2 separate regions of the Homo sapiens genome follow, and region 1 is linked to region 2. The links are chromatin contacts, found by Hi-C or POLR2A ChIA-PET in ENCODE. All regions are on one chromosome and are shown on one strand. Each heading gives the region's core, a stretch centred on a gene start or an enhancer-like site at or near the end of the contact. The rest is flanking DNA. Distances are from core to core; before and after follow the strand shown. Region 1 has its middle 52 kb from the start of TOB1-AS1. Region 2 holds the start of ANKRD40 (ankyrin repeat domain 40).

Region 1 (3,283 bases), core at 731-3,230, 210 kb after region 2:
AGGGCACTCCAAGCCCCATAGAGTGACTCACTTTCTTTCTTGGCACCCCCAAACGACTCTACCTTCCTCAGCAGGTCTTGTGAAGGTGCAGTGACACAATGTGCATGAAAGAGGCTCGAGCAGGACCTGATGCACAGTAGGTGCTCAACAGCTCCGCCCCGCCCCGCCCTGGCCCCCCGCCACAGCTTCCTGTGCCCCTGTGCTGTGATTTCAGCCTCAGAGGAATGGAAGACCCCAGGATTTCCCCAGGAGGGAGTCTGGCATCCTCGCCATCGTGGTTGGCTCCTGTGCTCACCCATCGAGGCCACTCAATGCTGCGCTGGGGTGGGAGATTCTTTATTGAGGAATCTGCAGAGGTCAGGGGAAGGCAGGAGCCAGGGCCACAGGGGAGGCCGGCCAAGGACAGCTGCCCACAGCAGGCCACAGCTGGGGCCCTCCCCACACTGCATGCTGGCTTGTTTTTCATGCAAAACCATGTTATGTAAATCAGTGCTGGGTTGAGCACACTCAAGTCAGAGTCACGAATTGGGTCCCCCACCGCCCATCCAGGGTGTCTGAAGGCCTAGGCCAGCATGCCCATTATTCAGCCAGAGCAGGTGGCCGAGCCAGCTGGGCTCGTCCCCAAATACTTTCAGGGAGGGACGCTAGGCCTAGGACCCGGGGTCTACAGCCCTGAGGGGAGGGGGCAGAGGATGCAGCCTTGGAAAGCCCAGTACCTGGTGAGTAGGGAAGTGTCCTCCCAGGTGGTTCCAACCTTTAACCCAATTCCTCTGTCTTGGAGGCAAAGGGAAAGGACGTGGCTGATCCCCGCAGAGCCCAAGGCCAGCCACCATCCTTTCATGGAGCCAGGCAGCTTCGAGAAGCCACTGAGGCTCCTTGTGCTCCTTGTGTGGGCACAAAGTGTGGGCTTCTGGAGGGGGTCCTTGGACCTCTATCTCAGCAGGGACATTCCTCCTCCCCCCGCCTTCCAGACCTCCTGCTCCAGATGCCTGGCTTCTCCAGGGCACCCCGATGGGTGGCTCTGCCACCCCAGGACACTGGACTGGGGCCACCCTTACAGAACCGGTTCGAAGCCAAACAATGGCACGTCACAGTCCAGCTGAGCCGGAGGCCTCAGCAGGGTAAGTACAAGTGAGGCTGTGGCCAAGAGGGGCATAGGTGCCAGGGACTCAGAGGCGGGCGCGCGCAAGTGCCAGCAAGCCCTCACTGCCTAACATGGCAGCCCCATGGCTTCCTCTCTTCCCCGTGACCTGACTGCAGCTTTGAGGACAGCACTTGCCCTCCCCTCCCAGGCAGCGGGCCCCTTCCCTGGCCCCAGAGGTGAAGGAGGGCGACTTCCCCAGGGAGAGGAAGCAGAATGACGGCCTGCAGCTTTCCTGCCGCGGGAGGGGAACTTCAGGTCAGAATGGCCGTCTCAACCTCATGGAAGCCTCCCTCTGGACTGACGAGTGACCGCTGTTGTGGTGGGAGGTCCACCTTCCCGCAAAGGGAGCCAAGAGCCCAGAGGGGTCACTTGGGCCCAGGGAGGGTGGGACACAGACGTCTGGGTGGAAGTTGGACAAAGTCTGGCAGAATGGGGCACCAGGGCACAGTAAGACCCTGGCTGGGACACTGAGTGGGGACAGTCCCCAGCAATTCCCTTGGAGATAAAGAGCCTGCGGCAGGTCCCAGATCCTGACAGAGGACAGACAGGAGGGGACAAGCTGGTGGTGGGGGTGAGCTGGCTAGGCAGAAAGCTCTGTGGACACCTGAGGCCTCCTCCTGGAATTGCCCCAAGCCATGTGGCTAAGGCCTAGGGAGACCCTCACCATGTGGGGTGGGGTGGGGTGGGGGCCCCTAGCCAAAGCTGGGAAAAGGCAGAGCCTTCAGAGAGCCTCCTAGGGACAGCAGCAGAGAGGAAGCCTTCGAGGCCTTTCCAAGCTCCCCGCTGCCCGGCTCTCCTCCTGCCCAGCACACCGTGGGTGGACTCCAACCTACAGCTTCACTGATCTCAGAAGGTCCCACCCTCTCCCGCCTTGTGCTTCTGACTGTTTATTTCCTGCAGAGGAGTCAGTGTTACTGCCACTGAGAACAGAGATGGCTCCACCCAGAGGGCCCACCCTTGGGGCACAGGGGACCCTTGCCCATACCCCCTGCACCCTGGCTCCATCCTAATGCAGGGATATGAGCTTGGGCCTGTGTCACAGCTGCTTCCTGGGCCTCTGAATCCTCATCCTTGAGCTGAGGGTGTGAGACCGGAAAATCCAAGCCACCATCCAGCCCCAATGTCTCCCCATCCCATGACTCTCTTCCCCAAATAACACATCTCCCCAAATACCTCTCCTCCTCCCCAGTGAGAGGAGGCGCAGGGGAGGTTGTTGGATAACTGTGCCTTCTCCTCCCCGAATCCCAGCCTCTCCTTCTGGATCCCACACCCAGGGGCCCAGCAGTCACGGGGCTCAGGGTGCTCCCCAGCCTTTACAGTTTACCCATCCCTGCACAGTAGCCATGATTTCATTTCCTCCTCACTGCAAGGTAAAGATCATTAGTTCTCTTTTATAGGTGAAGAGACTTAGACTCAGACAGACCCTGTGTCTTGCTCAAAGTCACCTGGCCAGTCAGGGGTAGGGCTGGGTTTCGAACCCAGGGGCAGGCCCTCTCCGCCCCCCGGCATCGGTGCAGAGCCCTGGGTCGCCCTCCTCCAAGGTCGTTGTGGTGTGAACAGCCAGGCGCCTTCATGCAGGGCCTGACTGCAGCCGCCAGAGCCTGGTGATGTCAGCATTGCCATGGAAACCCTTCCCCGGGCGTCGGGCAGGACCAGCCTCCCCAGCGCAGTTTCCCTTTGTGTGGACTTTGCAATGCGTTGCCAAGGCAGTGGGGCCTGCTGGGCGGGTTGGCATGGGGTGGGGAAGGCAGACAAAAACCCACACTGCAACTGGCAGCTCACAACAGGGCCCACGGTGCTTGTGGGAGGGAGGGGCTGCAGGCTGGTGGCCTAAGGCGTGAGAGTCGGTGGGCAGGGGGTTACCCACACACCTGCTTAGGACCCCCATCTGGCAACAGCCTTTTGGCGTCTTTGGTGCTATTTTGGGGTCCTGCTGCCTAAGAATCACCTGGGCCTGGGTGTTGTGAAAAAGGCAGACCTGCTGGGCCGGGGTGGAGAGGAGTCAGCAGTTTAAACAAACCCCCAAGGCAATTCGCGTATGCCACCAATTCCGAGGACACCTTCAGGGAAGAATAACATTTATTGAGCACCTAGCTATGCCAGGCAGGCCCTTCTGCCTATTTTCTTTCTTTCTTTCTT
Region 2 (3,089 bases), core at 186-2,685:
CACATTCAGTAACTTTCTGTTTTGACCACCAGCAACATCTTAAGATGAGACTCCTTATTTAATTGGGAAGAATTCAATCTGCAGGCAGACATCTAAAGTCTTGGGTGACATTCTGTATTTGAAATTGTAATAAGAAAACTGGCCAGGAACGGTAGGCTCACATCTGTAATCCCAGCACTTTTGGAGGCTGAGGCGGGTGGATCACTTGAGGCCAGGAGTTTGAGACCAACCTGGCCCCATCTCTACCAAAAATACCAAAAAAAAAAAAAAAAAAAATTAGCCGGGTGTGGGGGCGCGTGCCTGTATTCCCAGCTATTTGGGAGGCTGTGGCAGGAGGATCACCTGAGCCGGGGAGGTAGAAGTTGCAGTGAGCCGAGACTATGCCACTGCACTCCACCCTGGGCGACAGGGCAAGACCCTGTCTCAAAAAAAAAAAAAAAAAAAAAAAAAAAAAGAAAGAAAATAATCGATAGGATAAACAAATGAGTTTTCCCTCAAACAGGCAACTACAGGCAGCAGCAGCAAATCGGTTGCAGTGAAACAACAGAGAAGCAGAATGGTGATGCAAATGTGTTTTTTTTTCCTGGTCTTGGCTAAGGAAATCGTGCTAGTTTATAAAATTCATATTTGCTCAGTTGCTTATGCTTTTAGCTCTGCAAGATGCGTTCTCCAGAAGCACCTACGGCAAATTAACTCAACACTCGAATTGGGGTGAGCTCCAACGCATAGTCGCTGAGAATCACTGCCTCCAGCACCGCTCTGACCAAGTGAGCCGGGAGCGCGGGGGAAGGGGGTAGGGCACCAGAGTCCCAGTGGGCGCTGCCCCGAGTGGACCACGTGGGCCGGGATTTGGGCAGGACGCGCTCCCGACCGCACGAGGCATGGGGGCCAGGGCTGGCCTCAAGAGAGCACAATCTCGGAGGCCCGAGGTGGCAGGCCTCGCCGTAGCCAGGCGTCCCGCGCTGGGCCCAGGTCGCGACTGACTGCCCCACGCCTTCCGACCGGCTGCCCTGACCCTAGGCCTCCCCCGCTCCCCACTTACCAGCCGTTGACCTCATTTTGGGAGTTCACATCCACCCCGCTCTCCACCAGTTTCTGCACCTCCCGAATGTCCCCTAAGGCCGCGGCCTCCCGCAGCCTCTCCTGCTGCTCCTTCTGCTCTAGGAGGGCGTTCATCTTCCCACAGCCCCAGGCCCCCGCCCAGGCCCGCCTGCCCCGCCCCGCCCGGGGCCTGTCAGCGCCGCCGCCGTCGCCGCGGCCCGCTCCCGGCCATGGGGAGGGAGCGCGGAACTCGCCCGCCCTGCTCGCGCCGCTGCCCGCGCCCGCCCCGGGACTTCCGCTCCCTCCCGCGGGCCGCCCCTGCTGCTCCCGGCCCGCAGGCCCAGGCCTCCTCCCGGGCCGCGCCTCCCGAAGGCCGGCTCCGGGGGACCCTGTTCAGTGTGACAACGCTGACCCAGATATTTTCCGTTCCGACCCGGGGCTCCGGCGCCCGGGCTGGCTGTTTATGTAACTACTGCACAATATTATATGCCATGATTCATTGACTATTTTTAGACTTCCCCACCCCGCAGTTTCAAGGGAGGAGGACAAGACACATGAAAAGAGAAAAAAGCATAGCTGAGGGCCAGAAAAGCCTTATCCTCTGGTGCAGGCTGTTTACCAGGCATCCAAAATAATTGGTGGGTTCTTTTTATTGGGATTTGGGGTTTTTTTGTTATTTTCCCCCAGTTTGGTTGGCTCCTTTTCCTTATCTGAGCCAATTCGTGCCCAGCAGGATGGGGAAATGGGCTGAAAACGATCCTACTATAATACGCCCATTATTACAGAGATAGATTAGACTCTTCTTCTTTTTGACAGTGCTTGGGGACAATTCAGTTAGAATATTTATTTCAATTGTTGTTGTTTTACATCTCATTTTAGACAGGATTTCTTCTAACCTGGCTTTCAGGAAAAATATTTATATTGTGCTCACAGTTTATGAACTGTAATTACTGCTTACAGATTGTAATTAGTTACTCTTCATGAAGGCCATATAAGGAGAAAAGAAAGGAAAAACACCAAAGAGGCTTTGGAGGTGTCCTGGTCCTGATTCCAAGTGCTCTGGGAAGAGCTGTGGTGTACATGTAAACAGCATTTTGCTTCACTTCTTGCCCGATCTATCTAATGAGGCTCAGAGCCTCAGTTGGCACTGTTTTATACCCAGTGGGAGAAAAAGGAAATATTGTTTTGTTGAGCCCAGGTGCCCTGAAGAGATCCTCCGATGTGGCACAGGATGGAACTTTACAGATGGGGTCAAGATTAAGGAAATAGCCCTGGGGAGGAAGGGAGGAAGGCCTGAACAAGGAGAGATGAAATAGGAAGGGATAAATTTAGGCATGGAGTTTTCATTTCCGTCTCTTGGGGCTGCTGGGATCTGCACAGCAAGCATTTTTCTTGCTACAGTTTAAGAAAAACCAATGTCTGTTTGTTTAGTATGATACAGTAATTCACACAGTACACAGTGCACACCAGGTGGTGCTGAATATAAACTGACTACACACTTAAATTGACCCCCATGGCAAATTGTAACCCTGCTTGAGCTTACATTTTCATTTGTTCCCCCAATTTAAATTTTAATTCTCACATCCAGCATGATACTCTATCTGAAACTGATGTGTATGGCACTGGATTTGAGTCCTTCAACACAATTTCAGTGACATGGGAGTAGGTAGTGGCTTGTTGTTTTTGTTTGCTTGTTTTTGAGACAGAGTCTCACTCTGTTGCCCAGGCTGGTGTTCGGTGGGGCGATCTCTGAGCTCCTTGCAACCTCTAAGTCCAGGTTCAGGCAATTCTCCTGCCTCAGCCTCCCGAGCAGCTGGGATTACAGGCCTGTGCCACCATGCTCGGCTAATTTTTGTATTTTTAGTAGACATGGGGTTTCACCATGTTGGCCAGTCTGGTCTCCAGCTCCTGACCTCATGTGATCTGCCAGCCTCAGCCTCCCAAAGTGCTGGAATTACAAGCATGAGCCACCGCGCCTGGCCTGTTTTTGTTTTTTTGTTGTTGTTGTTTTTTGTTTTTAATGCAGTTAAAAAAAATTGTTCGTGACT

What was found. Hi-C counts contacts between places; a loop is a spot of excess contacts on that map. ChIA-PET counts read pairs that join two places held with the same protein, here RNA polymerase II (POLR2A). Pooled maps may share reads with other maps.
Region 1: a pooled map shows a loop between it and region 2 (4-fold over the local background). The contact joins the enhancer-like site here to the promoter of ANKRD40 in region 2. A Hi-C loop is called at or near these places in 2 of 50 pooled maps. POLR2A ChIA-PET finds 5 or more read pairs at or near these places in 5 of 52 experiments (CD8-positive, alpha-beta memory T cell, Caco-2, GM12878 and 2 more).

Annotation. Positions count from the first base shown.
Region 1 is chr17:50,917,076-50,920,358 of GRCh38, forward strand. No RefSeq gene overlaps it. Among named protein-coding and RNA genes, the nearest start is that of TOB1-AS1, 52 kb to the left of the region's middle. RefSeq lists a silencer at 155-214 and enhancers at 661-1,580, 838-1,007. Within about 2 kb of position 1,981, at least 26 of the 41 ENCODE cell types and tissues checked have a DNase peak (open chromatin) inside an H3K27ac peak, as active enhancers do.
Region 2 is chr17:50,706,479-50,709,567 of GRCh38, forward strand. It overlaps ANKRD40 (ankyrin repeat domain 40), which reads right to left and starts at 1,436. Exons shown (of 5, transcript NM_052855.4): 1 at 1,043-1,436. The coding sequence starts at 1,176. RefSeq lists silencers at 772-1,041, 1,172-1,381.